Regions from separate parts of the Homo sapiens genome. Here all the other regions are linked to region 1. Evidence: chromatin loops called from intact Hi-C (ENCODE). Cell type or tissue: endothelial cell of umbilical vein. All regions are shown on one strand. Region 1 has its middle 26 kb from the start of LINC02458. Region 2 has its middle 120 kb from the start of LINC02458. Region 3 has its middle 94 kb from the start of LINC02458. Region 4 has its middle 54 kb from the start of KITLG. Region 5 overlaps CEP290 (centrosomal protein 290). Region 6 overlaps TMTC3 (transmembrane O-mannosyltransferase targeting cadherins 3).

What was found. Hi-C counts contacts between places; a loop is a spot of excess contacts. Peaks named below come from ENCODE experiments on the same cell type or tissue, not always from the same donor. Only the 100,000 strongest peaks of a DNase experiment are listed, where the experiment ranks them.
Region 2: a loop joins it to region 1, with 10 times the contacts of the local background. A loop is called at or near these places in 8 of 110 quality-filtered maps.
Region 3: a loop joins it to region 1, with 3 times the contacts of the local background. A loop is called at or near these places in 5 of 110 quality-filtered maps.
Region 4: it touches region 1 in a loop (13-fold over the local background); 16 of 110 quality-filtered maps call a loop at or near these places.
Region 5: a loop joins it to region 1, with 14 times the contacts of the local background. A loop is called at or near these places in 39 of 110 quality-filtered maps.
Region 6: a loop joins it to region 1, with 14 times the contacts of the local background. A loop is called at or near these places in 44 of 110 quality-filtered maps.

Annotation. Positions count from the first base shown.
Region 1 is chr12:88,990,796-88,995,795 of GRCh38, reverse strand. No RefSeq gene overlaps it. Among named protein-coding and RNA genes, the nearest start is that of LINC02458, 26 kb to the left of the region's middle. In endothelial cell of umbilical vein, a CTCF peak has its summit at 1,927; a DNase peak (open chromatin) is centred at 1,965.
Region 2 is chr12:88,895,309-88,900,308 of GRCh38, reverse strand. No RefSeq gene overlaps it. Among named protein-coding and RNA genes, the nearest start is that of LINC02458, 120 kb to the left of the region's middle. In endothelial cell of umbilical vein, no CTCF peak of the experiment used is centred here; DNase peaks (open chromatin) are centred at 2,388 and 3,158; H3K27ac peaks cover 3,709 bases.
Region 3 is chr12:88,923,166-88,928,165 of GRCh38, reverse strand. No RefSeq gene overlaps it. Among named protein-coding and RNA genes, the nearest start is that of LINC02458, 94 kb to the left of the region's middle. In endothelial cell of umbilical vein, no CTCF peak of the experiment used is centred here; a DNase peak (open chromatin) is centred at 2,025; H3K27ac peaks cover 1,965 bases.
Region 4 is chr12:88,632,027-88,637,026 of GRCh38, reverse strand. No RefSeq gene overlaps it. Among named protein-coding and RNA genes, the nearest start is that of KITLG, 54 kb to the right of the region's middle. In endothelial cell of umbilical vein, no CTCF peak of the experiment used is centred here; a DNase peak (open chromatin) is centred at 2,786.
Region 5 is chr12:88,108,963-88,113,962 of GRCh38, reverse strand. It overlaps CEP290 (centrosomal protein 290), which reads left to right. Exons shown (of 54, transcript NM_025114.4): 21 at 2,105-2,269; 22 at 2,612-2,761; 23 at 4,782-4,897. Among named protein-coding and RNA genes, the nearest start is that of CEP290, 31 kb to the left of the region's middle. In endothelial cell of umbilical vein, no CTCF peak of the experiment used is centred here; a DNase peak (open chromatin) is centred at 2,662; H3K27ac peaks cover 376 bases.
Region 6 is chr12:88,151,574-88,156,573 of GRCh38, reverse strand. TMTC3 (transmembrane O-mannosyltransferase targeting cadherins 3) reads right to left here. Exons shown (of 14, transcript NM_181783.4): 3 at 3,065-3,283; 4 at 2,187-2,286. Among named protein-coding and RNA genes, the nearest start is that of TMTC3, 12 kb to the right of the region's middle. In endothelial cell of umbilical vein, no CTCF peak of the experiment used is centred here; a DNase peak (open chromatin) is centred at 2,423.

The DNA of each region.
Region 1 (5,000 bases):
GTGTAAGGTGGGCAAACTGGGACATCTTATTTTCTTATCAATAAATGTTTGGATAATACATTATCGACATACACACACCATTGTATTGGAATTTAAGAAATCTGGCTCTGTTATTAGACTTTTACTTTCTTAGTGACTTCAGCACCATGCATGGCTCATGGCACACCATAAGTGCTTCACCAGTGTTGAATAAGACAGTAAGTACATACTACTACCACTTACCACCTGTACAACTTCATGTGGGACACAGAATTCACCCTTTATGTACTCAAGATAATTTGTAGAGATTGAGATTGATTATTCAAATAAGAAAAAGACCACTTTCCATTGAGAGTACAAGAAAATACTTTCATAGAAGAGGTAGTCTGAACCATTGAATTTTACTCACATATGATTGTTTTTCCTGAGGAGGTTCTTTGCCTCTTGTCTGCTTAAAACTTGTGAAATTCTGCAATCTTCGAAGTTCATCATAAATAATTCATCCCCCAAAACTTCTTCATGTGTTGGTCTTATCAGAGGATATGGTTACTGTGAGCAGTATTGAGACATTGTGTACACCAGAAAATGTGAAATTTGGAACATCTTTGAGTAGGAGGTCAGAAATACCAGAATTACTTCATTCCTGCACATTGCTTGGCTACAAATTCAGCTCAGTCAGTTCACTTTCAAGAGAATATTTCTTAGTTCTCCTTCCTTTAATGTCCTGGTGTTGTTGTTACACTAGCCATGTTTAGGAAGAGTTTTTTTTCCCTCTTGTGTAGGAGTCTTCTGCCCACAAGCCCATTTTGTGTTAAAATTAAGAAACACTGATGGAGTGATGAAAAGCAAATGCTTAGATGATTCTCAGAAATCTTTGCTTAAGCGCTGAATTTAAAACAATCACTTCCAGACACACTCATTATCTACTAGCTATTTCAAGTTTCTAAAGCACAATTAAATTTAGTTAAAATTATGCACTTGTTGGTGCATATTTATTTCTAGACACATATAATCAGGCAAGAGTGTTAACATTTAGTCATGGGCTAAGGAATGCAGGGCTTTGGCAACTGGGTTTTTGAGATGTTTAGGTATGTGGATAGAAGGATGGTGAGCTTACTCTTGGTACAGCATTCCAAGTTTCCATCTACTTGCTCAGCAATAACTCAGTAGGAGAAGTTTCAATGCACACTTATCAACCAAAATAAATTTGTAACACCTACTTCTTTTCAGGAGGCTTCAAAACCAGTCAGAAACTGGCCGGGCATGGTGGCTCACACCTGTAACCCCAGAATTTTGGGAGGCCGAGGTGGGCAGATCATCTGAGGTCAGGAGTTTGAGACCAGCCTGACCAACATGGTAAAACCCCGTCTCTACTAAAAATACAAAAAATTAGCTGGGCATGGTGGCGGATGCCTGTAATCCCAGCTACTCGGGAGGCTGAAGCCGAGGCAGGAGAATCCCTTGAACCCGGGAGGCAGAGGTTGCAGTGAGCTGAGATTGCACCACTGCACTCCAGCCTGGGCAAAAAAGCAAAACTTCATCTCAAAAAAACAAAAACAAAAACCCCCAAAAACCAAAACAGTCAGAAACTAAGACAAACCCCTACTTAAATTCTCTAGGAAGACTGAATCATAAGATTCCCAGTTTTCGAGCATAGTGTTTGCAGTTTGTGTTTGCGCAAAGAACCAAATTCTTCTGGACAACACCAAAGGAATCTGAGCTAATTATTTCCCACCGCATATTCACAACCAAAGACAATTAGACCTAAGAGGGGCTATATGTTAGAAAGAGACTTACATCTATCACTAAATAGGCAACCTTGAGTAATTAATTTACTTCTTCTTTTCATGGCCTTGTTCTCCACAGTAATAAATGTAAAGTAAGTTATCTACAATTTTAATTGCAAAAATATGATTCTATGGATTCAAGGCATGAAAATCAAGAGAAAAGTACGTCTTTTGACCACTAGTCGTCCTTCTTGTGTAGAAAATGAGGGTACTTCTTGTTACTCTTCTTAAGCAGAAAATGAGGATGTTTGAGGTGCTCTTAGTTTAGTTGGTCATATGTGAAAAATAGAAGACATTATGCCTTCAAAATGTTTGGTCTTTGTTTTCCTGTTATCATCATATTTATTCTGGGCGTTCTTTGTATAGAGAGCCAGAGCAGAGCTCTGTATTATAAAGGTGATATTTTTGGATAAGCTATTGATGGAGTTGCAATATATGAAGACATTAACTATTTTCCTTAGATGAGGGAGCTTTCATTTGGATCCACCTGAATGGCCATGGATCCTAGGTAGGCAGTTATCATATGGGAGTCTATAGTTTTCAAAGAGAAGAGTTTGAAAAATGCTGCATTTACTTGAGGATGCAAGTGTCCACCTTTCTGGGCATAAGGGCAGGAGGAAACTACAAAAAGAAAGGGCTAGACGTATACTTGTATGTTTAGCTGCCTGTAGGGGTAAGGGCTCACTCTTGCACTTATGGCGTTGCAAATGTTAACACCCCAAATTGACTTCTGGAACAAATGAATGACAGACACATTAAATAAGGGGCTTTATCCCAATGCGTGTTTTCAGATATAAAGGATTCCTCAACTCCTAGCAGCAAAAATGACTTGTGTTTTTCTGAAGCAGTTTGAAACCAAAAGCAATTCAAATTCACATAAAAGCACAACTTAAATGTACCACATGTACGCTTGGATTAAAAGAATGTTATTGGATGGGAATGTGTGTTCTCTAAAATTTATAGTTGAAACATTGAAAGTATGTGGAGATTCATTATTATCACTTTAATTCTCAGACCATTGAAGTTAAAATAGAGTCAAATTGGCAGGTAGCCTTTTTTGTGTCACATTACCTTATAGTAATGGTTACATTACTGTAGTTACAGTAATATGTGTAGTATATATAGCATTAGATAGATAGATAGAGAGATAGAGAGACGGAGTCTCACTCTGTCACCCAGGCTGCAGTGCAGTGGCATGATCTCGGCTCACTGCAACCTCCGCCTCCCGGGTTCAAGTGATTCTCCTGCCTCAGCCTCCTGAGTAGCTGGGACTACAGGCGTGTACCACCATGCCCAGCTAATTTTTGTATTTTTAGTAGAGACGGGGTTTCACCATATTGGTCAGGCTGGTCTCAAACTCCTGACCTTGTGATCCACCCGCCTCGGCCTTCCAAAGTGTTGGGATTACAGGCGTGAGCCACCACACAGGCCAATATATATTTTTATATATAGTACATATATGGTGTTATGTATATAGCATATAAAACTACATTTACACTATATGTAATTCTATAAATACTATCATATATAGTATATATAATAATATACTATAACATATAGTGTATATAATAATATACTATAATATATAGTGTATATAATAATATACTATAATATATAGTGTATATAATAATATACTATAATATATAGTGTATACAATAATATACTATAATATAGTGTATATAATAATATACTATAATATATAGTGTATATAATATACTATAATATATAGTGTATATAATATACTATAATATATAGTGTATATAATAATATACTATAATATATAGTGTATATAATATACTATAATATATAGTATATATAATAGTATACTATATTTGTTATATTAATAGTATAATCTGTATTATACACATAACTATTAATACATAGTACTATATATCTCTATAACATAAATCTGTACCACATATCTATATAATATAAATATTGCTAGTATATATACATTTGTTAGTGTATATTATATAATACATATGATATGTCATTATATATTACATATTATATTACTATAATATTGTAATAGTTATAGTAACAATAGTGTCAGGCATTTATTGGGTTTACTTTGCACTGGGCACCATGATTAGTGTTTTACTAAGTTGATCTATTTAATAGTCATGTGAGCCTATAAGGTATAATTATTATTTCCATTTTGCCCATGATGAACCCAAGGACGAGAGAGGAGCCCAAAAACACATAACTACTATGGAGTAGAGCTAGTATTTGAATTCATACCCAAACTCCAACCGTTGCACTCCACTGCTAAAGGCTTATCAATGACTATAAAGATGGAAGAAAAATTTTAAATGAATCGATATTATTTCTTGTTAGCTTTTCATTAACTAGATATTTGTCTTGTATTGACTATAGATTTTAGTTTGAAAATCATATTTGCTGAGACTCGATTCTTGTTACAAAATATCATTTGTGAAAATTGGGCTAAATTGTGAAATTCAAATACACTATTTTTCGGAGAATGTACTTAAGGCAACTTTTACTCATGCAAGGTAAAAATTACTCTTAGTAGTTCAGAAGCACTGGTGTCAGGAATGATGAGAAATCTGGTTTTATGGTCTAATCTTTTAGAGCTCTCAGTTGGGTGGTGGAAGGAGAGGACAGAGAATCTTGTTTGTTAGCCTTTTCTGTTTGGTTGATTATCTGTGAACTCCAATTATATGAGAAAATGTTTTAGTTCCTCTGGGAAGGAGAAGAACTTCCGATACCTGGACAAGTGTTTTTCTGTGTTCTGTTTTTTTCTTTTGATCCATGGCTGAGGTTGTGCAGTGAAAGCTATAAGCTATCTGTGTGTCTATGTGACTGTATTTGAGAAAAGTCTTTACCTCTTTTGACAGATTCTATTTTTCAAAAAATGACTACCACCATATCTTCCATCCAACATGTTATTACAACATGACTTTGACACTCTTCACATTAAGAGGCAAGATCTATGTTCCATACTCTTAAATTGGAGCAGATTTTGCACTCAGGTTTAAGTGGCACTGAGGAATTTCTGAAGGTAGGTCATAAAAGACAATACAGTTGTTCTTATGCTTGGAACCAAGCACTATGCTGTGGGGAAGCCCAAGCCGCTCATATAGACAGACCCGCATGGAGAAGAACCAAGGCCCCATCTCTCAGCCTTCATTGAGGTCACAGCCAACAGCCAGCAACCAACACTGACTTGTCAGCCACGTGAGTGAGAGCTCTTAGAAGTGGATCCTCCATACT
Region 2 (5,000 bases), 95 kb after region 1:
ATGTTAGAAATTATCTGATTTATTCAATTTATTTTACGTATGGGTAAATGGGTCCAGACATGTGATTTTTTCCTAGAGTCTTATGGCTAATTTTTGGTAGTTGAAATCAGAACAGAGGTCACTCATTACCTGATCCAGGGTTTTAATCTCAAAAACCACTTCTTGAGATTAATTTCTGTAATTCTCCCGATTTTTCTAGAACCTACTATTGAACTGATTATATACACAATACTGTTAAGAACATTGTCATGTTGAGATTTCTTTAGAACTTTTTTTATTGAGATGGAATTCATATAACATACAGTTAAACATCTTAAAGTGTACAATTTAGTAGCATTTAGTGTATTCACAATGTTGTATAACTATAACATTGCTCTAGTTTCAAAACTTTTAAAATAATTTCTGTATCCATTACCTTTTTCCCATTTGCCCCGAGAGTACTGTGCCAGGAGCAATTGCTGCTGCACTTTTTTCTAAATGAGGAAAAAGTAAGTAATCCCTCCATACTCTCCATTCTGTCAATCTTCTGGCAACCAGTAATATGTTTTTTGTCTCTATGAATTTTCCTATTCTGGATATTTCATATATAAGAAATCATACAGAATTTGACCTTTTGCGTCTGGTGTCTTTAACTTAGCATAATATTTTCAAGGTTTATTTGTATTTTAGCTTGTATTTCATTCCTTTTTATGGCTGAATAATATTCCATTGTATAGATATATCATAATTTGTTCATTTGTTGATCTGTTGATGGACATTTTTTCTTTAAAACTTTAACAAACAAAAATCTATGGTTATTCACTCAAAGCTTGCAATTACAAGTTCCATAATTTCCAATTTAATCCCAGATCAGATTAATTATATTCAACATTCCTTTGCCATTTTATCCTTCTTAAGTTGATGGACTCACGTTTTATTGCTGCAATGTTTTTCTGTCACATATGTAATTAATTCCCAGTATTTCCACTTTTAGAATGTTGTTAACATGTAGAATCTTTGTCTGACTTCTTATAAATATCTTTTAATTGACTTTTGACTGTCATCTTCCACTAAGACTAAGATTTGTAAAGTATATTGTTGAGTATTGTAAAGTATATTGCGGTAGGCTGAAAATGGTCCTTCAAAGATGTTCACATTCTAATTCCCTATACTTATAAATCTTACCTTATATGACAAAAGGGACTTTGCAGATGGATTAAATTGAAGATTCTGAGATTGAGAGACTGTCCTGAATCATCTCAGTGGGTCTGATATACTTACAAACTTCATAAGAGAGGGGTAGGAGATCAAAGAAAGTAGCAAGATATGTAAGGACAGACTCAAAGGGTCAGGAGCCAAGAAATGAAGACAGCCTTTAAAGATCGAAGAAGGCAAGAAAATGACTTCTCCCCTGAAGTCTCCAGAAGGAATGTAGCCCTGCTGACACTTGGATTCTAGACTTCTGATCTCTGGGATGTAAGAGAATAAGCTTGTGTTGTTTTAAGCTACTAAGTCTGTGTTAATTTGCAACAGAGCAATACGAAACTAAGATACTCCACTCAAGAGATGCAATTTTAAATGAGTCTAAAGTTAAACATATTTCATAAACATATATATTAATATTTAACATACATATTATTACTGTTGACAATATTCATTAATTTTACAACATATTCCAGCTCAGTATAGTTTCCAAATAAAAATAAAGAGTTAGATTGTTATAAGGAATGGGACTGATAGCAAAACTTTGTCTGCTTTGGCATTGAGTAAAGCTCTTAACATTAGGAAAAGTAATAGTTTTCAAGCATGTTTCAACATTGGGTTCTTTGGATTCCTTAAATACTATGTGGAGGTTCTTCAATAATGATATGCTTTTTAAAAATATTGTGGTTCAAAATGTTCATGTTCAATATCTCCTCTTTCCTGTCCAAATCAACACAGATAAATGTGAAATAAGTGTCTAAATGTTCACACTGGACTCTGCAGGGAGAAACTGTACTGCTTTTGAACTCACAGGTGAGAAGAAAATGATATCACTTATTTTCTTTACAGAATGAAAATACAATAATGCTTATTAAGAAACATTCTTTCAAGGTTAAGAGCTCACTGAATATGAAAACAAAACTCAAACTCTTTTTTTCTTGGAGTTTTTCTAAATTTGCCCTTAAATCCTTGTATTTTTCTTATCTTTTAGCCAACTGGATGGTCATGATTAATGTACCTTTAATCACAGGAGCTTCTTGAAGCTCCTTTTCACTACCTCAGAGGCAGCTGCTCCTCAGTGATGTCATGTTTCCTTCCTGACCTTGGGAGTGCCATTTAGAGGCAACTGTTTCCAGGGACTGAAAGGCTTCTGCATCTCAAGTCATGCTACCAAAATAGTCCATTAGCTGTGCTTTTCAACTTAGTTATGTCATAATGAATAAGTCTCTTCTCCTCTGAACAGTGTTAATGACTTTTCCCTACCTTTGTCAATTTCAGTATAAATGTGTACCCGCCAAAGGCATCAGGAGGGGACTAAGGAAATCCTATAGGAGAACAATGACAGGAAACTGACATAGCCATTAAGATGTCTGGAAAAATTAAGTTAGAAGAAAGTGGGGCTTGGCTTATTGCCATTTTTGGAATAAGGAAAAAACTGTAGGCAGGATGTCTCTAGAAAAGTTAACATAAAACTTAGACTAAGCATGGCTGTGTGTAAATTGAATTAAAATAAAGGATAATAATATATGATAGATAATATGATAAATAGGATAATAATATGATAAAAAATAATATGAGTAATAGTAGAAAATTACTTTTGGTGGGGAAGGGAAAGTAATAAACATTGTAAATTGAGGTTCAGAATTTTTTTTCTTTTTTAAGAACAAAGATTTCCCTGGTCTTGGTAGCAAGTGCTGATGAAATTTCTCATCCCAGAGCTGATTCACTGAATTGAGGAATTAGAGAAAGGAAACATTTGTTTTTCTAAAACATCTGTAAGGAAATATTATGTTAAATATTTATAGGTTTAGAGAGCAGTCTATAATTACAAATCTTAGATAAATAAATGCAGTGTGTTGGAATCTGGTAACTTAGAAAAAATGACCTCATTCAGGAATAGGAATTCCTATAGGAATAGGAAAAAATGACCTCATTCAGGAATAGGAATTCCTCATACAATAGGAAGCAACTTTTACATTTTTGAAAGGAAATTCATCAATGATTATTTTGACCTCATCTCCGTGTATCAGATGCTCCGTGTGTCAAATATAAAGTCAATTAGGGAAATGAGTAACAATGAAAGAAAACTCTCATGAATGACTAGATGAAGCATGTGAGAATACATCATGCTTAAATTTATCCTTGTGCTGTAAAAAAGCACTTTCTTACTTTTGCCTCTTGACTTTGAATTATTTTCTTCCAGATTAGAGGAGATTACATGAATAAAAGTTTAGCCCAGTAAAGAGTAGCTTGATACAGTAAATCATAGAGATTGGTAACTTCATTTATTTTCAGAGTTGGGAGAGACCTTAAAACAAGCTAACAAAATTCTCTCACGTACAGTTAAGAAGCTGGGGCACAGAGCACTTAAATGACTTATCTGGAGTCAGACATCACCAGAATAAGTACCAGGATTATGTACCAGGTTTCCTGATTTCCAAGCTGGTAAATTCCATATAAAACATATTGGATCAATAAACAGTTTTATTAATTAATCTTGGAACACTATAGTCAAAAATATGAGTCAAATGCTCTATTACATATCATCCTCAAGGCTATAGTAAAAAATATGCCTCATGGTAAGTAGGCAATGGCTCCCTCTCCGTATGCGGTAAGAGAAAAAAAGGGCTGTGAGAGACCCATTTTGGGGACATTGCGTGGTCAGTTTGTCAGCTGAGTGAATGCTCCCTATGATCCCTTGCCACTTGGAACCTAAGGGCCTTGGGACAGTCAACTGCATCTACCTGATCCTTTGCTCAGTGGATCTACCACTCTCTAAGCCTTCGTTTAGATTTTTAAACATAAGTAACACAGGTAAATAGAAAAGTCAAAGCTCAGATTAAAGAAAGGTAACCATATAATGTGTTAGGTTCAACTGTTTGCCTGCTGTAAAAGGGCAAAAGCAAAGCCATTTTTCTGATTTCCAGTGAGATCAGGAAAGCCCAAGTTCCTGAGAGCAGCAGAGGAGACTTTATCCCTGAATCTGGAGAAGAAGCATTTCCATACATTGTTTCTCCTAGTCTCAGCCAGGGCTAAGTCTAATAATTGTATATCTAGCAGCACAAGTTTATGCATTTATTTAAAACCATGTATTGGGGGCAATATATTTAATCTTTTTTTAAGTTTCAGATTCATCATCTAAAATAGGTACATTATTGGGACCAGGTTCAACTTTGTTTTGAGGATTAGACAAGCTTGCAGCAAAGCTCCTGGTTCAGTCCCTGGTACATAGGAAGTGCTTAAATATCACTAATGGTGATGTTGTAGAAAAGAGGAAGAGGAGCTCACAAAGTTCTATTCCAGATGCTAAAGGAGCAGTCGTAATCCTTGACCACAATGTAAACTTCCTGAAAGAAACCCTTGTCATGGCAGGATATGCTTTACTAAGTTTTTGTTGTTGTTGTTGTTTTAAAGCAGAAGGTTTTTGGATTATTTAATTTAGAAAACCTTCACACTACACTTGTTGGAGGTGTTCTCTCAATAACTAAAAATAAATAAATATTGATTTTATGAGATAGTGAATCCAGGATAGATTTTATTATTAATAATCAATCCACTTTCCAAAAAGAATTTGAAGTAACTTATAATAAAAGCCATAGGCACCATGGCATCATTAAAACAAAGGTTAAAAAATGAAGTGATTTGGAAAGATGCTTGAACCAGAAAGCCTTGATTAGGGATGGTTACTACAGTGGCACATAAAACTTACTGCAGTAGTTCTTGGTAGTGATAATTCTCTTTATAAATGGAATGAGGCATATCAATTTATATTAGCTAAATTTTCCCTGGATTTTTACTCTGAGGTGAAATTTATCATG
Region 3 (5,000 bases), 68 kb after region 1:
TTGTTAACAAATGCCATGAAGCGAATAAATGGGGATCTTCACTCATTCAAATAGATTTTTAATGCCTAAGCACTGTTGTAGGTTTTGACAATTTAGTGATACACAAAACAGTTAAAAGTCTCTATGCTCAGGGAGCTTGCATTCTTTCCAGTGGGTGATGAATTAAGTAAGTTAAGGAGAAAATAAACTTACATAGAGTGGTCCTGTAGACTGAATGTTTATGCGCCCCTCAAATTAATATGCTGAAACCCAATCCCCAATGTGATGGTATTTGGAGGTGAGGCCTTAGTGAGGTGATTTGGTCATAAGGGCAGAGCCTTCATAAATAGGATTAGTGCCCTGATAAAAGAGACTTTAGAGAGCTCCTTCACTCTTTCTTCCATGTGCAGACATAGCAAGAAGACTGCTGCCTGCGAATCAAGAAGTGGGTACTTACCAGAGCAGACACCAAATCTGGTGGCATCTTGGTATTAAACTTTCCCGCCCCTACAACTGTGAGAAATAAATTCCTGTTGATGATAAGCCACCTAGTTTATGGTATTTTGTTATGGCAGTCCAAGATGACCAAGACAGGTGGTAAAGAAAGGCCCTTCTAAAGACAGACTATTTAAGATAAGAACTGAAAAGTACAGAGACTGGGAGAAGAGCATTCTTTGCTGTGGAAAGAGCAAATGCAAAGATTTTGAGGAAAAAAAAATGGCTTGGCCTATTGAAGAAACAGAAAAGAGACCAGCATGGCTGTAATATAGTGAATAAAACTTTAAAAAGATGAAGTAAGAGATGACAGAAAGATCACTTCAATTGCTCAGTACAAAACTGGAATAGTGAAGGGGAAGAGTAAAAGCAAGAAGGCAATTTAATTTAATAGGCTATTGCTGTTATCTGAGTGATAGACTAGGGTGGCTTAGACAGGGTGATGGCAGTGTTGGTGAACGGATGAAAAGATGGATTTGAGATATATTTTGGTGTCATAAATCGTGTAATTTGCTGGTGAATTAGATATGGGAATTGAGAGAAAAATAGAATACAAGGTTGTTTTCTGCATTTTTGGATTAAGCAACTGATGGATGCTGGCACCATTTAAAGAGATATTAAAGACTCAGGAAAATAATAGGTTTGGGCGGAAAACAAGAACACTATTATAAATTTGAAATGCATATAGATATTCATGTGGAAATCTGACTGCTTATTTCAAATAAGCAGTTAGAAGGCACTCGGGGGAAGTTGCTTCTGTAGCTATAAACATGGGAAGTCAGCAGCTTCACAAGTAGATGTAAACTGTGGATTTAGAAGCGTTTTAGACAACAGTGAGGAAGAGAGAGTGAGCAGAAAACAAAAGATGACCCAGCACAAAGCTCAGTTACTCCAACACTTAGAGTTGAAGACAGCAAAGGAGGCTGAAAAAGAGCAGACAAGGACAATAGAAGAGAGAGGAGTGTTACAGAAGCTATAGTACCTATGTGTGTTTTCTTTTTGTGTAAGATGAGTGTATTTTCTTAAATCTTAATCCATACAGTTTAAGTGGAGCTGATTCTCTCCCAACACACAAGACCCTCCCCAAGTCTCTGCTCTCAGTTGGGCATGGTATGAGACTTGCTCAATTAAAGCCTTCTCACTACTCCCACTGATACTCACAGGAAAGAGGCATGTGGTGTGTGTGTGTGTGTGTGTGTGTGTGTGTGTGTGTTTGAGTTTACTAAGACCAGGAAAGACAAGGATGATTGATAAAAGTCTAGAACTGTCAATAGCCATCTTTGTTACCATGTGAGGTTTACCTGCCTAAAAACTGAGATAACAGCAGAAATGTAAGCTGAGAGGTAGAGAAAAATAAATAAGTTTCTGATAATATGTGTTTGAACCTCTAGAGCCAATGATGCCTTAAACTAGCACCATTCCTTGAACTTCCTGGATAAAAGAGCCAATAAATTCCTTTTGTGTTTACATAAGTTGGTTTGAGTCATGTTCCTGTTACTGGCAACCAGAAGAGATAGGACTACGATAAAAGATATTTCAAGAAAGGTGGAGTAGTTAATTGTGTCAAAAGCCATTGGAAAGTTAAGAGAGATGAGGGCAGAAAAATATTCCTTGGATTAGACAACATGGAGTCACTGATGACCTCATGGGAGAGATATCCGTGCAGGGGTGAGACTGGAAGTCTACCTGGGGTGGGGAAAAAACAAATTGGCAGTGGTTGAGTGGAGACAGTGAAAGTGGCAACTTACTTAAAAAGATCTTTTGTGAAGAAAAGTAAAGAAATAGAGAGATCACTGGAGAGGATTATGGTACCAAAGTAGACGCAAGGAAATATTTGATATTTATCTTCAATCATTCTTTCATCAAGTATTTATCCAAGCATGATTATCTATATATTAAGCTATGTTAGCCCATGAAAAAAAATTAAAATTCTGTCATTACCACTCCTTGCTTCCTAACTTACAGTGGTGATGATAGATTTTTAAATGAAAGTTAAAGTGTTATAACAAAAGTCTTTGCATGTGGCAAAAATATAATGAAAATAGATTACTTTTCTCTGTCTGACTCATAAGATTTTGTAGTTCTTAAAAATATTTCCTCAATATTGCTCAAAAGTATTTGGCACTGATTGAAATGGGCCCTACTCCTTTGAATAAAAGAGGAAGATTTTACTCATTCTAGGTGGATGCATTTAATTAAAAAAAAATTCAAGTCAGTGAAATCATCTTTTATTGCCAATTTTCTTTAGTAACAAATGGTAACAAAGAGCTACAATGCAGCAATTCAAGAACAACAACAAAAAATATTTAATGCTTATAAAGTACCAGGTACTCTGCAAGGTGGTGAGAATGAAGAAGTGAAAACACAGTTTTTGATACCTAAAAAATTAGTGTCCAGTATGGAAACAGGTATAAGCAATTAAAAAATTCAATAAGAATCACCATAGGAAGAAACACAGGACTCCATAGGAAATCTTAGGTGGAGTATCCCTGTTAGAGTCAGTGAATTTTTCTGAATGGAAGTAGAACTGAATCTGGAATTGTGAGTAGGACTTGGAAAGGCAGTTGACTTCCTTTTCTTAGCAGCTTACCCATTTCTCATAATCTGATCCAGCCTGTTTGCAGGCAAAACTCTTCACACTGTAACACATAGCAAGTGCTCAATAAATGCTGCTTAACTATTATTATCAGTAGGCTCCTACCTCTACATAAATAAACACAAGTAATAAGCCAATATTAGTTAAGAAGAGGCAGGCAATTACTGTTTGTGGAGATAATTAAGCTTTGGTGTTCTGTAGACTAAATTTAAAATTTATCTACTTAAAATTTATTGACTGTATTAGTTTGCTGAGGCTACCATAACAAAATACTACACATCGAGTGACATAAACAGCAAAATGTATTTTCTCACAGTTCTAGAGGCTAGAAGTTCAAGATCAAAGTGTCAGCAGGTTTGGTTGCTTTGGAGGTTTCTCTCCTTTGCTTGGGGATGGCCACCTTCTTGCTGTGTCCTCCCATGGTCTTTCTCTGGTTTCTCATTTTGTGTTCAAATTTCTTCTTCTTATAAAGACAACTGTTAGATTGAATTAGGGCTCACCTTAACTGTCTCATTTTCATGAAGTCACCTTTTTAAAGGCACTATCTTCATATAGTCATATTCTTACATACTGGGGGTAGGGTTTCAACACATGAATTTGAAGGTCTTACAGCAGTGGCCTTGGAAACTTACCACGGTAATCACTTGGGGATTCAGTTTCCTCATCTATAAAAAGAGGATAGAACACGGTGCCCTAGCTTGTATTTGGATGAGTTTCAGAATGTGGCAGTTTGCAAGACTAGTGGCCTGGTGACCACTTCTGGTATCTACTTGCATAAATTCATACGCACTGGTATTTTTTGGCAAGAGGTAAAAGGTGGAGGTTTTTGTTTGTTTGTTTTGGTTTTGATTTTTGAACACTGTCATTTGAGAACAAGGGAGGAAGTAAATCCAGTGTCTTCTTGAAGTGACATAAAGTCCTGATAGAGAGACGAACTGAAGTAATTTCTTTGAAACTCTGGGTACAGGGAGTGCTCGTTTGGGACCCAAGAGTAAAATTTCATATAACATTGGGGAGTAGGCTAGTTTTCCCACTTTTGGAAGCAACATAATACTGCTCTTTTATTTTCAGTAAATTCCTATCTATTAGTTACCTTTCCTGCAGTGACAAATAGCCCCCAAATCTCAGTGGTTCACAAAAACAAACTTTGATTTTTTTGGACAAGTGATATGTCAGGATTTATGGGTTGGCTGCAGCTGCCGTGACTTTGTTTGGCTCTGCTGGGCTCAGCACCGCATGTCTTCTTATTTCAGCCCCTTTGTGGAACATGCCATTGTCATAGCAAGGAGGGAAGAGCAACAGAGCTGGTAGAATCACATGATGTCTCCAAAACTCATGCTCAGTTGTGGTGAACAGCATGTCTTCTCACAGGCTATTGACAAGGAAAGTCTCATGGCCAAGCTCAAAGTCAAAAAGGCAGAGAAATATATGAAAACTACATGGAAGACAGCATCGGGCTGATATATTCGATCTAACAGAGAAAGAGATGAATATTGCAAACAAAAATACAGCTTACCATATGCTACTGTTTGCTGCTCATTTGAAAAAAAAAAGCTTAGTCCTCATTCACATTAAGTAAAGAATTACATTTATTTTCTTGGATAAAACATGTCACTATATTTCCCTAAATTTCTGATTAATTGCCCCAGTCATCCACTTCACTGTCACTGTCATTTATAGCTATGTAAACAATTGGGGGTTTCATACGAGTAGAAATATCAAGTAAATATGCAAAGGAATCATCTTCAAAACCAAGGACGCATTACAGTGAAGTTCAGACGTAGGCACAGATGTGGCAGGAGACATTTTCTGTTGAGGTCTGAGTTTAAACAAGTGAGACTGGCAGCAAATGTTTATATGAAAGTGGTTTACATTGTCTTGAATTTTTATACATATTACATATTTGTGTGTTTTATTTTTAAATCTGTTT
Region 4 (5,000 bases), 360 kb after region 1:
TTAAAATAATAATCAATAACACTGCAAAAAAATAAAGCAAGGCTGATTTCTCTGGTAAGTTCTACCAAACATTTAAGGAAGAAAATATACAAATTCTCTACAATCTCTTCAAAAAAAAAGAGAAGCAGGTGAAACACTTCCTTACTCATTTCTTAAGACCAATATTATCATATCAAAACTAGATAAGGGCATTACAAGAAAGGAAAACAGCATTGAAATATCTCTCATGAACATGGATATAAATATTCTCAATAAAATATTAAGAAATTAAAACCAAAAACAATTTTAAAAATTATACACCATGACCAAGTGGATTTACTGCAGGTATTCACGACTGGACTGGATTGACATTTGAAAATTAATTAATATAACCTATCATATCAACAATCTAAAGAAGTAAAAAGAATATGATAATATTATTAAACACAGAAAATGTGCTTGACAAAATCTAACATTCATTCATGATAAAAACTGTCAGCAAACTAGGAAGAGAGGAGAACTTTCTCAACTTGGTAAAGAGCACCTAAAAAAACTTACAGCTAGCATTATACTTAATGGTGAGAAACTCTAAGTTTTTCCAAGATCAGGAAGCATGCAAGAATGTTCCCTTTCACCACTACTTTTCAAAATTATACTGGAAGTTCTTGTTAATGCAATAAGACATGCAAAGAAATTAAAATGTACACAGATTGGGAAAGAAGAAATAAAACTGTTTTTGCATATAACATGGCTGTCTATGCATAAAATCCAAAAGAAGCAACAAAATCTTCTAAAACTGTAGATTTAATATAACCATAATCAAAATCTCAGCAAGCTATTTTGTGGCTATTGACAAACTGCTTCTAAAATGTATAGGGAGAGGCAAAAGATCCAGAACAGCAAACATAAAAGTGAAGGAAAAGAACAAAGTTGGAGGACTAACACTACCCAACTTCAAGACTTACTGTAAAATTACAGTAACAAAGACAGTGTGGTACTCATGAAAGAATAAACAAATAGATCAAGAGAATAGAACAGAAAACCCAGCAACAGACCCACATAAATATGGTCAACTGATCTTTGACAAATGAACAAAGGCAATACAAAAGAGAAAGATAGTGTTTTTCAAGAAATGGTTCTGGAGCAACTGGACATCCAAATGCAAAAAAAAAAGATTCTAGCTGCACTTACAGACCTATTAGGATGGTCAAAATCAGAACACTGACACTACCAAATGCTGATGAAATTGTGAAGCAACAGGAGCTCTCATTCATTGCTGATGGGAATGCAAAATGATACATCCACTTTTTAAGACAGTTTGTTAGTTTCTTACAAAATTAAAACATACTCGCAGCATACAATCCAACAATTTTGTTCCCTGATATTTACCCAAAGGAATTGAAAAGTTATGTTCACATAAAAACCTGCACATGGTTGTTTATAGCAGTCTTATTCATGATTGCCAAAACTTGTTCAGTGTATGAATGAATGAACTGGTACATCAGACAGTATAATATAACACGGCACTAAAAAGAAATGTGTTATCAAGCCATGAAAAGACATGGAGGAAGCATAAATGTATATTATTTAGTGAAAAAGCCAATCTGAACATATTACATACCATAAAATTCCAAGTATATGACGTCCTGGAAGAGGCAAAGCTATGGAGTCCAAGGATCAGTACTTGCCATGGTTTAGTATGGAAGGGAGGAATGAATAGGTGGAGCACAGGATTTTTAGAACAGTGAACTACTCAGTCTAATACTATAAGAGTGGATACATGTCATTATACATTTGTCCAGAGACATAAAATATATCACACCAAAAGTGAACCCTAATGTAAACTATGGACTTTAGATGATAATGATGTGTCAATGTAGGTTCATCAGTTCTAACAAATGTACAATGCTAGTGGGTAATATTCATCACTGGGGAGGCTCTGCCTGTGTGTGGTACTGTAAGCCAGGCCTGAAGCCTGTGTCAGCCTCCTAATAGGACCAATGGGAAGAAATACAACAATAGTAATGCTACAATGAGTGGATACATCCACGAAGGGCCCTATTAAACACCTGTGTTTATGCCCATAGGCTGCTGTTCCTGCTACCCATGGCAGCTGGTAATGTCTTCCTGTACTGGGCTGCAACTACAGCTGCAGTCAGCAACCAGTCCGATTGTTGGGAATGTGAATACCTACCCTGTCAGATGGTAATGGTATGCGTTGGAAAATTCTGCCTTTCTCACAATAAAACTAGAGTGGCTTGTTCAACAGCACAGATAATGCAACCCAGACTCATTGGAGATTGCATCGACCTGGATCAATTGCCAACATGACAGAGACCCAACAACATGCACCCTTATAGGTGCTACCTGTTGCACCTATGTCCCTGATGAAGAAAGTAATGTCACAAATGCTTTAAATCATTTGTCAATTCAAACCCATGATATAGCCCAATTAGGTTTCTTTGACTCACTCGCAAATTGGTTATACACCTTACCTACTCACTGCAGTTATGTTTTGCTAATAGGTATCATAATTGTCATTAGCTTCTGGTTTTTATTCTGTTGTGTATACTGTAGATGTTTCCTGTATGCACAAGCCATGGCTATACCTTATAGGGCTGTATACTTCTTCCCCTCACACCCAACTCAGGGACTCTTGTACAAGATTGATAGAAAGAATATAAGAGCTAAGGTATAAGGTAGATTGCAGTGTTATGGGTCCCCCACCAGGTTACTTAAGGGTGTATATCTGCTGCTTGAACCTTGAATATTGGGAAGTGAGCAAGGCCATGATACTGGGAGGTGAGCCAAGGCCACGGTGCCCAGCCAAACAGCAGCTGTCCCTGAGAACCCAAACATCCCAGAGCATAGCTGGGAACATACCAAGGAAAACAGTTTAATTGCACATACATATACAGTAGGCAAAGAGCCAGAAAATTGCTTAAAAGCAGCTTAGAGATGAGAAATGGGGCAGATCTTCAGAGCTGTCCTGCTACCACCTGGGGGTGCCCCACATGTAAGTCCTAATAAATTCACCTACTTGCCAAGCTGGACTTGTCTGCACCATTCTTTGGTCTCTCAGCTCCTTCCCAGTTTGGAGGGAAGGTTATGATCCCGTTTTCTCATAACAGGTGAAACCTTGATGCTCTATGGGAAGAGTGAACATCATTTTATTGATCAAACTGCAGAATAGTAGAAAGACAGCATTGCCTGACGCTTAGGTGGTTTACCACTACATGATACTAAAGTATTTGATAGAAGAGATGGTAAAGGCATCTTTTTCATCTTCTTTGCTTGATACAGAGGGTTGATACAGGTTGAAAAAAAATCTCTAGATGGTACTAGGTAAATTTATTATACTAAATGTGAATTTTTAGAAATAGAACTTTTTCCTTCTGAAGGCAACCATGAGGTGGTAGGGAATCTTCTTTTCTGTCAATCAGATCTCAGGAAAGAATAGACAACTGAATAGATTGAAAATAACCCACATTCTACATATCTTCTGTTAATTTCTAAGAGAAGATGAGATATATGCCCTCTTGTGGTAGGAAGTAAAGAGAAAAAAGGGTAAAAGTTTTTCAAATCTTTATTCCGATTTAACCTGGCATTGAGTCATCTGTAGAATATTCAGACATTCTATGGGAAAAAATTATTTTTTGAATTTGTAACATAAAAAATCATAAGTGAATAATGACTTAGAAGAACAGTATGGTCCAAAATATACTTATTTCAAAATGCTCAATAAAACATGTCTATTTATTCACTCTGCAAATCACTATCAACTTCCAGTTGGATATTGGTTATGCTATCATCCCCTCCTTCCTCCGTTCCAGTATCTTACCACAACAGAAAACAATCACAACTATATCTCATCTTGGATGTGCTCCTCTTAGAACACATTTACTTTCTAGAATCCATTTCCTACTCTGGCTAATATTAGTGGCTCTGGTTTCTTTAACACTCCTTAGATGAATTTTGCCTTAACTGGACACATACACCCACAGAAATAAGCTGTTCTGTATATATTTCTAAAGTAGCTACAGAGATCAAGATTTAAAAATCCTAACTACAGATAAAGTAATAATGAGAGTAGTAATTATAGTCAAATTACCTTTCTCTGGACTTGGTCACACTAAACACTTATTGGATGCTATAATTTTACATTTAAATATGATCCCAAAGAAGAATTTATGTATATTTAGAACTTTGAATCAATTATGCCCTAATTTTGAAAAATTATCTGGAACCTTTTGGTTGAGTCCCTCCTTTGACTGAGTTTTCCTTTTTTTTTTTTTTCACCAACTCTACTGTCTGAATGGACATCTTGGATCTTTACTGCTTCTCAAATTCAAAAGAGGGAGAAGTTAGAAGTGAAAATAACATTTACTGAGTGCTTCTGATACTTCAGGAAAGTGCTGGTCACTTTGCATACATTTTGTCATTTAATCCTTTCAACAAATATACAAAGTAAATATAATTTTCCCTGTTTTAAAAGAAGAAAAGGAAAATCCAAGAGGTTAAAGAGCTTGCCCAAGTTTCTCATAGCTGATAAGTAATAAAGCAGAGAGCCAAGATTGAAACTGTGTCCATGCCCTTCCCAATAAAATGTTTCTTTTTCCAAAACCGACTATTTTTGATTCTTCCAAAATGTATCTTTCCATCTTTCTTAGATTAGTTAATAATACTGACTAATACTAATACTGACTAATACTAGTATTATGTGGGGTGGCTCACACCTATAATCCCAGAACTTTGGGAGGCGAAGGCAGAAGGATTGCTTGAGGCCAGGAATTGGAGACCAGCCTGGGCAACATAGTAAAACCCCACCTTTAAAAATAATAATAATAAATTAAAATTACTATTATTTAATGTTAGTTTATATAATTTGATATATGTAATATATGTAATATAGTTATATATTATATAGTTTTATATTAGTATTAATACTGTTAGTTAATAATGCTATTCATTGTATTTCTCAAAATAAAAAATGAATTATTTGCCACTCTTCCTTTTTCATT
Region 5 (5,000 bases), 880 kb after region 1:
GTCTTCCGTATTTGAGGGGTTTTTTCCCAAAATCTGCTTGCTTTTGTTCATTTTCTAGAACATCTAGGTAGTTTTTTTTCATTCATTTTTTATTTATGGGAGTGTAGATCTCTTAGGAACTTATGCCATCAGAAGTATTATGAAATGGCTTTATTCTAAATGTTTAAAGATTTACTCATTGCTACAAGAAAGATTTAGCCATCACTAATATTCTATATATATTTACCATATAGGGACTTGAGAATTTCACAGGATTCAGTATCTGTATATAAACTTGAATAATATACACATTTTAGATTGTTAATATTTAAGTATATGTCATTTATGTTATCTGAACATATTTAGCGTACATTGTCATATTATTTCCCAAATTTGTGCTTGATTTCAAATGGGAAAAAAATTCTTATTATTTATTGAATTGTTTTTTTAAAAAAATCATGATTAATCAGTAATTGGATACTTTTTAAAATAACACTATAATTGTTAACAGAGAATGAGAGTGATACTGGTATGTTAAAAACTTCCTGAGGCAAGAAAATAATTTGATTCCCATTATATCTTTCTCATACTGACTTTCCTTCTCTGATTGGTGATTTTGTTTTGCCTCTGCCACTTTGAATGTCTAAAATGATTCTTTATGCTTTTTTTATGTGAACATCTTTTGTCCGTGATGATGCCCACTACTGATACTGTGTCCCAGATCAAACTTAATTTTCCAAGGGCAGCTCTACTTAGTGACCAAATGAAAACACAGTGAATAGCCCAAGAAATCCTAACTTCTATTTATGTTGACAATCTCTGGACCTTCCTGAAGCCACTGTTTGCATAGACTTCATTTACTTTTATCCGGGATTGTCATTGTTTTTTCAGATTCATAGGCCCTATCTGAAATTCACAAATCACCTAGCAATACTTCTCTAAGAAATCTTCAGAATCCATGACAATTTAGACCAGACAATGCTGGATTATGCACTTCAGTTCACTTTTTGTTACTACAAGGTATTTTTCAGTGCCCCCAACAGCTATCTTAACTCATTCTCATTTTACCAAAGTCCATGTAGACACGGCACTATTCCTCAATGAGACAACTAACTAGACCACCTTGTTGTCAGTCAGAGTACCTTCCTCTACCTACTTTTATCTTCCTTATATCCTCTTTGAGTTAGTATAAGTTATTACTCTGCATGACCTGCTCTAATCTCCTTCAGGGGAAGGCTTTTACAAATCTACTACCTAGAGTTAAACCCCAGATCACCTTCCTGAGTAGGAGATTGCATTTGGTTCTATTCATTTTACCTTATTTGGCTTCTACCTTCACTTTTTAAGACTTACTTTGCCTTTAACAGTTTTTTCCATACAGTTCATCTAAAGTCCAAATATATTTATTAGATGTGTGCATTGTGTGTATATACTTAGATATGCCACTGTTGGAGATTTCGGGCCAGTGATGCCACTCTGATAATATTTTAATATTTGACATATTATTTTTGCTTACTCATTATTCTTAGATAATATCATGTTATGATACCTTGCCTTTATTTTTATTTATGCTTCAACTATGTGGAGAGGAAGCACTGAAAAATTCACTTAATTGAATGTTGTATTGATCAATTGTTCAATATTGTATTCCATTCCTTTGCGCATGCTTTGAATGCAGGTGCTATATAATTTCAGAGAAAAATACCTCATTTTGACTGTACAAAAACCCCATGTAGGGAGCAGAGCTCACATTGTTTTCCCCTTTTAGAGACAAGAAAACTAAGATACAGAGAATTTAAGTCACTTGCCCAGCTGTTAAGTGACTGATTAAAATTTGAACCCTGGTCATCTTATTCCCGTCTGGTTGTTTTTCTAGTCTACCAGTCTATTAAGATTAGCTAGGTGTTTTTTAATTGTTTTAATGAAGTAATTACTATGCTTGGTAATGTAAATGAAAGTTTTATAGATTCATAAATAAGAATTTGAATTGGCATACTTTATTATCATGCTTGGCAATGAAAATAGGAAAATGCTTAAATGTCCATTTTATTTAAAGACAGACTGTTTTTTACTATGATTTTACTGTTTTTCTCCACATTTCTAATATATAATATAAATTTGCTAGGCTATAGAATCAAAGAATGCAGAAGGAATCTTTGATGCGAGTCTGCATTTGAAAGCCCAAGTTGATCAGCTTACCGGAAGAAATGAAGAATTAAGACAGGAGCTCAGGGAATCTCGGAAAGAGGCTATAAATTATTCACAGCAGTTGGCAAAAGCTAATTTAAAGGTGAGAATTTTATTAAATAAAAGAAAATGCTAAACATAAGAATGTAGATTTAATAGGAAATTTTTAATTTTTTAAAAAGAATGCTTTATGAGAAAATGCCCCTTGAATTAATTCTTTCAATATTAAGAAACTGGATTTCTCTTATAAAATTATAAGTGGAAAATAAGTGCCTTATAAGATTGAAAAGAATACAAAAATTCTAAATCTCATACCTAGGCATTTCTAAGCAGAAACTGAAGTATGGTTGAGGTAAAATTCCTGGCAGGGCATTCACATATCTGTCAATTTGTCTTTCTTTGGGTGTAAGAGTTGTGATTCTCATTGCTGGATTTTTTTTTCCAGATAGACCATCTTGAAAAAGAAACTAGTCTTTTACGACAATCAGAAGGATCAAATGTTGTTTTTAAAGGAATTGACTTACCTGATGGGATAGCACCATCTAGTGCCAGTATCATTAATTCTCAGAATGAATATTTAATACATTTGTTACAGGTATTGAAAATTTTGTTACAGGTATTGAAAATTTTACATGTGAATAACAAAAATCATTGGTAGTATGTTTCTTTATGTTTTTATTTTTATTTTACTTTATTTTAATTTTTCCATCACCAAAGCATGCAGATAGTACTTTTCTCAATATTTAGTCTTCATGTATTCCTGAGTTCTCAAAATAGTAACAGTGAAATATATTTTTTATGGATTTTGATGTTAGATGGATTATAAATAAAAGCAATTTATACCATTCATTCCATTCATCTGCATGAGCAGCATGTTCATACATCTTGTTCGCACACCTGTCATTCATGTGAAATATATGGTTCACAAGCAGAACAACAAGCAGCTATTATAAAGCAGTGTTAAGTAAATGAGCACTTTTATTTCTTGCTGGGTGGAAAACAAAAGAATAAAGTCTGTCAAGGCTTTTTAGTGTCATGATAGAATTGTTCCCCTTTTTGCATTCACAAGTAAAAACTACTTTTTTTTTGAGACAGAGCCTCACTCTGTCACTCAGGCTGGAGTGCAGTTGCGCTATCTTGGCTCACTGCAACTTCCACCTCCTGAGTTTAAGTGATTCTCATGCCTCAGCCTCCTGAGTAGCTGGGACTACAGGCATGCATCCCTGGCTAATTTTTGTATTTTTTTTTAGTAGAGATGGTGTGTCGTCATATTGGCCAGGCTGGTCTCAAACTCCTGGTCTCAAGTGATTCGCCTGCCTTGGCCTCCCAAGGTGCTAGGGTTACAGACGTGAGCCACTGCACACAGCCATAAGCAAAAACTTCTAAACCAAATTATTCTTCATCTTTGTCTTCCCTTTACGCAATAAAATGTTAATCTACCACCAAAGAGGAAAGGGTACTCTACTATACTACCTGCCCTGGGTTTCTCAGTTTTGCTGTCTATATAATGGTCGTTATGAATGTCCTAATGACAGATCCTTTTCATTATTTTATTTGAAATTTGACTATCTATAACATCACATACATTATAAATATAATTACAAATATATGTTCAGAATCAATGAAAATATATTTTTGATTATATGGGCCACTATTTCTCTCTGCTAGGTGATCCATTTGTGAGTATACTTGAGTTATAATTATTAAGTACTCATTTTTATTTTGGAAATTACAGTAATTCATCTTTTTCTCAATATTGGGATTTTTATTATTATTTTATGTTGTCTAAGGACAGCCTTAACTACTTATTAGAATATTGCTTTGTATGTGATATTATTATTTTTAAATGTATAATTTTAACATTATTATTTCTCTTATTTACCTGAGGTATAGGAACACTATCAGCAAATATTGGTAGTATGGCATTGTCGTATTTTTTGAGATAAAATTCATGATTTTTAATCTTTGTATAAGAAATATATCAGAAGTTTGTAGTAGATTAGAGAGTACCAACTGGGAGTCTGAAAAGCTGTCCAAAGTGGCAAAACAGGTACTTAGACTCTCAATCCTAAGGCTGTATAGAGCTATAAACGTGGCAAGACCTTTGGAGTCAGACAGACCCAAACTCAAATGTTGGATCCATGTATATGGAAAGCACCTGACAACAAGCCTAGCATATGTACTTGGTAAAAATGATTGCCAAGTGTAGTGTTAATGAGTTTTTGGATATTGAGTAAGTTATTTAAATTTCAATTTCATCTTTAAAATGAAATAATTGGAAAGGATAATTTGAGTGAGGGTATGAAATTATGTGTTCATAAGAGAGGGTATGTGGCCGAGTGACTAGAGGCGAGTTTATAACTATTCTATCTAATAAAACTTTGTAATCTGGTAATTTGTGTGCTAAAAATAACTTTACCTGTTGTATAGTACTCTTTTTTTATGCCTTAAACTAAAGTGTTCAAAATATCATGGAAAAATGATCTGTGTTGCTTACAGATTTGGTGACTTTTAACTTTCCTATAATGTTGTCAGAATATGAATTTATACTTTCAAATTCAGCATTTATTCTATTGTGTTTTTTTTTGCATTCTTATTTCTAAACCACTTTTCAGGAACTAGAAAATAAAGAAAAAAAGTTAAAGAATTTAGAAGATTCTCTTGAAGATTACAACAGAAAATTTGCTGTAATTCGTCATCAACAAAGTTTGTTGTATAAAGAATACCTAAGGTATAGGTATTAGCAAAACTATAAATATAATTGCAGTATATTCTTGTTAATTGTGAAAGTAACGTAAGAATAATTTATGTTTTGTTCTTCCCTTCTTCTTCTT
Region 6 (5,000 bases), 840 kb after region 1:
CTTGATGGGGTAAGAGGTAGATATTTTTTAAAAGGTACAAACCAACCAATCACTCCTAGGCAGTAACTTCTACAGAGCTACCATTTAAATGCAGAGGGATGGTGGACTGGCCTCTTAATGCTGATTCTCTTAAAGAAAACAGAGAGTGTGCCTAGTAGCACTGGTAGGAACAACAGTGATCCACAGCAGCTCTGCGGAACCTGGAACTTTATATCCTGGTTTATAATTCCTTTCATCCCTTCAGACTCACAGGATGAACAAAGAGTGGCCCTGGCCTTTCCCTTTAACAGGCACAGTAGTTTATAACTTTAGAAGAACATGTGCTTGAGCTCACAAGCCAAAACAACTCAATATCTGAAGGATACAACAATCATAAAACAGAGAGAACAAACATAATAACATATACTACTAAATCAGAATTACTTAAAGAGACAGACCAAGAATTTCAAATAATTCTTTTTTTTTGTTTTGAGATGGATTCTGTCTCCCAGGCTGGAGTGCGGTGGCGTGATCTCGACTCACTGCTACCTCCGCCTCCCAGGTTCAAGCGATTCTCCTGCCTCATTCTTCCGGGTAGGTGGGACTGCAGGTGCCTGCCACTACGCCTGGCTAATTTTTGTATTGTTAGTAGAGACAGGATTTCACCACAATGGCCCAGGCTGGTCTCAAACTCCTGACAATGTGATCCGCCCACCTCAGCCTCCCAAAGTGCTGGGATTACAGACGTGAACCACTGCACCCAGCCCAAATAAGTAATTCTTAAGGAAATACAGCAAGATATTAGAATTGTAAAGAATAAGAAATCATTAAAAAGCACCAAGTACAAGTATTTGGAACAAAAGATATAATATGGTGAAAAGCTATTTCAGTTAGAACAGGGAAGGCTTTTCTAAGACAGAAATACTTAAGCTGAGGCCTGATAATATAGAATAGTGTATAAATGAGACTACTACATAAAGATCTAAGGGAAGAAAATTCAATAATGGGAAATGCAGGTATAAAGGTGGGTGCTCTGCCTGTTTGGGAACAGCAAGAAGGTCTATCTAGCTATAGTGAAGACAGCTAGGGCAAGAATGGCAGAAGATATGATTAGACAGGTAATTGAGAGCCTGATTATAATCCTGTAGGCCACAGTATTTTCTAACTTTACCATTCAGGCTTTGGTGAGGATGGTACTTAAAGAGGATACTGGTCTGCAATTCCATATTAGTTACAAAAGTACCTCCTACTACATGATGCACTGCACAGGTAGGGGACTATTATTATGCACATTTAACAGATAAAGAAATGTTAAGCACAGAGAGGTTAATTTGCCTGATGTGTTACGGTGAATGGAACTAGTAAATAAACAGTGGAGCTAGAATTTGAAACCAGACTCTTTAGTCCATGCTTTTAAGTACTATGCTATGCTGCCACTCAAATTGTTTTAAGAAGGCATTATGCAGAGCAGCAAAGGCAAACCTACTATTACAAATCCAGAACACTCTTAAGATGTTTGGCTAAATCATGTGTTTCTTGAACCTCAGTTTCCACACATAAAACTAGTCTTCTTGTCATGAGTACCTTGGAACTACAGTGAGAAAATCTGCCCCTTCCCCAAGAACTTAAAGGTTTGTGCCCACTGTGCCCACACTTGAAAAAAATCATTTTTATTGCCTAGAACTTGTTTTCTGATAATGCCAGGAATCATTAAGAGTAATGAGCTAATGTATTCGAAGCACTTTCCAGGGTAGGTCACAAGGTAGGAGCTCAATAAATAGCTATGATCAACACACAATAAAAGTTATATTCTAGGAGGCTTTTAACCTTACCTAAACAATATGACAGTCTACCAGGTGTTATTTATCCAAAGACAACTGAAATACTGGAATCTATATCATTAATAGATAACAGAAGATGGAACTAGGACTAACTCTAAAACTCTTCTATTCTAAGGTTATTTGGTTTTTAAAATTAGATCATATAAAATCTATTAGCTCAAGATAAAAATATAAATTATACACAAACTTCCTAAATACTAGCAATGTTACATATTTCATATTTTCACATATGCTAAAGTAAAACAATACATAAAGATAAATCCCAAATGTGGTATATAATGTGTTATAAGAAGCACTTGGAGTAAATAAAAATTCCTTAATCAAGTTTTAGCACTATTAAAAAAAAATCAAATGTGAGACATGTACTTATGGAATTGTCTGGTCCTTTTGATCTGGTATATGACAAAAAAGCTGCTAGAAAAAAGATAGATGACAAAAGTTCTGCTCTTCCAACAACTCCTGTTACCTAGAAAGGAAAAATGAAGGGGGTTCATATTAATAAAGAATATCTTGAAAAATTACTATATATAATGGTAAAAATACTTTAATTTCCGTAACTTTTCAAGTGCACATTTGTTTCTTAAACATTCTTTGGGTGCCCTCAGGTGGTGAATTTGTGAATCTTACATAAATAGACATTTATTAGTGACTCTTAACAGTTTATACTTTTTTAAATTTATTTTGAAATAATAATAAGACTTATAGGAAGTTTCAAAACTAGTAAAGAGAGATCTTGCGTACTCTTTATCCAGCTTTCTCCAATGGTAACCACGTAAATATGGTAGAATATCTAGAACTTAAGTACTTCTTACATATTTTCTTAAAATACGAATGTTCTTAATATACAAAGGCACCATAAATTCAAAAAGTTACATCTCATAATAAATCTGAAAAATAAAGTTTAAAAAGACAATAAACTTTAAATAGTCCTTAGAAATCTTGTTCATTAAAAAAAGTGACCGAAGAACTGTATTCATGTATATATTTCTAAACAGATTTTATATTATTGAATGAAAAATGTTTATGTTTCAAAAATGTTAAATTTAAAAATTTTACACAGTAGGAAGTTATACTTTGCATACTAGGAAGTTAAGAATTAACTGTACGAATTTAAGAGTCTTCAAATATTTGGATTAAAGTCAGGGTTAATTTTTTTTTTTCTTAAAAATATATACCATTATAATCACTGTGCAGGATTTGTAAAAAAGGAAAAAGAAAAAAAGTCAGTTCATAGTTTTACTTACTGCTTCTGTGTGTATTGGGTGCACTGCAAAAAGTAAAGAAGCAATCACACTACTCTTGTTGTCCAGAAAAAGTTTGCATACTTTGAGAAATATCACACTAACCACAGCATGAAAAATCATATTCAGGAGATGATATGACATTGGTTTTAGTTCACTTAACAAATAATTTAAGCGAAATGTCAATACTGTTAAGGGACGGTAAGACTTGTGGCTTCTCTCCTACAAGGAAAAAACGATCAGTGATTATTAAAGTACCTTGGTCCAACAGGGTACAAAAGCTCATCACTGCATTTACCATTAAAGATATTAATATCTACATTTTACTGAGAAATAACAATAAAATATGAAATGTCGTAAGAGTAACACAAAAATAAAATACAGTTTTATAATCTGTGTTTTTCTATTTCCTTAGGCCACAAACAAGGTTAATTTCCTCCTGGATATACAGTGGTCAGAGAACTAACAGTAAAAGGACATTTGACAATTAATTCCTCTTCAATATAACAATTTTAAAAAAAGACAATGCCGGCATTGGTCAAGTTAGAGCACAGGATTCTCTCCAAAGCCTGCCTCCATATCTATCAGCAATACAAAAGTTCATGTAACTACTGGCTAGATCTTCAAAAGGAAATGTAAGAACAGAATGCTTACCAGTTCAATTAAAATAGTGATGACTCAAAAAGGTACTGTCTAGCTGTTTTATGAAAAACATCTCCATAATGTGTAAATCTGAATATATTAAACTAGGAATTCCCAAATTACAGAGAGTAATACAAGAGTAAAAACTTTCTTAGAATATGCAAATAGACACCATTCTTGTGGTATTCTCCTTTGGTAATAAATAAAATTTCATGTAAAGTACTGAATCTCTTTTTAAATTATAAGTTACATTTAATCAGAAATACTTCTTTCCCTAACACAAAACCAAACCAGATTTAAGAATAAAACACACAGTTCGAATATATATAAAATATTAATAAAGTTATTTTTTGTAGTTTTATACAAAGGGCATTGACATAGTTTGGATGTTTGTCCCCTCCAAATCTCATGCTGAAATATGAGGAGGTTGAAATGTTGAAGGTTGGGCCTGGTGGGAGATGTTTGGGTCATTGGGGTTGGGTCCTTTATGAATGGTTTGGTGTCTTCCCCACTGTAATGAGTTCATGTGAAAGCTGGTTGCTTAAAAGAGCCTGGAACCTCCTCTCCTCCCTCTTGCTCCCCCTCTCACCATGTGATACACCTGCTCCCCCTTCACCTTCTACAGGTAGTAAAACTTTCAAGGCCTCACCAGAAGCCAAGAAGACGCTGTTGCCATGCTTGTACAGTGTGCAGATCCATATGCCAAATAAACATATTTTCCTTATAAATTACCAGGTATTCCTTTATACTAACGCAAAACAGACTAATATACGCATCCATATTCAGCTTCTTTGCTCTTCTACTTCCTATCATATTTTGCTGTAACTTTCTGGCACACAAGTAGACTTAAGCCTGTTCATCCTTAGTAGGGAACATTAGGAAACACAAAGAATAAATCTTTCTCATCTTGAAATTAGGAACATTTTAGTATCTCTGTACTGACTATATACTCCATAATGTACTATCTACTTAGAATGTTCTTTCCTGCTTGCCTAATTCCTTTACATCCTTCAAATTTCATCTCAGGCATATAAAGCTATTTTTAAGGCACTGTACTGAACTGACATGATTTGTACTAGAAAGTAGAAAAGGACTCTAGAAACCCTTCGAGTACCTGAAATGTCACTGTGGCTACAATGGAACATATATTCTAGGTGAAAGGATGTACTCAGAAAGTAGAAGGGAATATGTATTTTGAATTGCAGTATACATAATTGTTCAGTTAGGACTATTAGACATACATATACTATAGGTGATGACCAACTAACAGACAGACCAATTATTAACATAATTATTC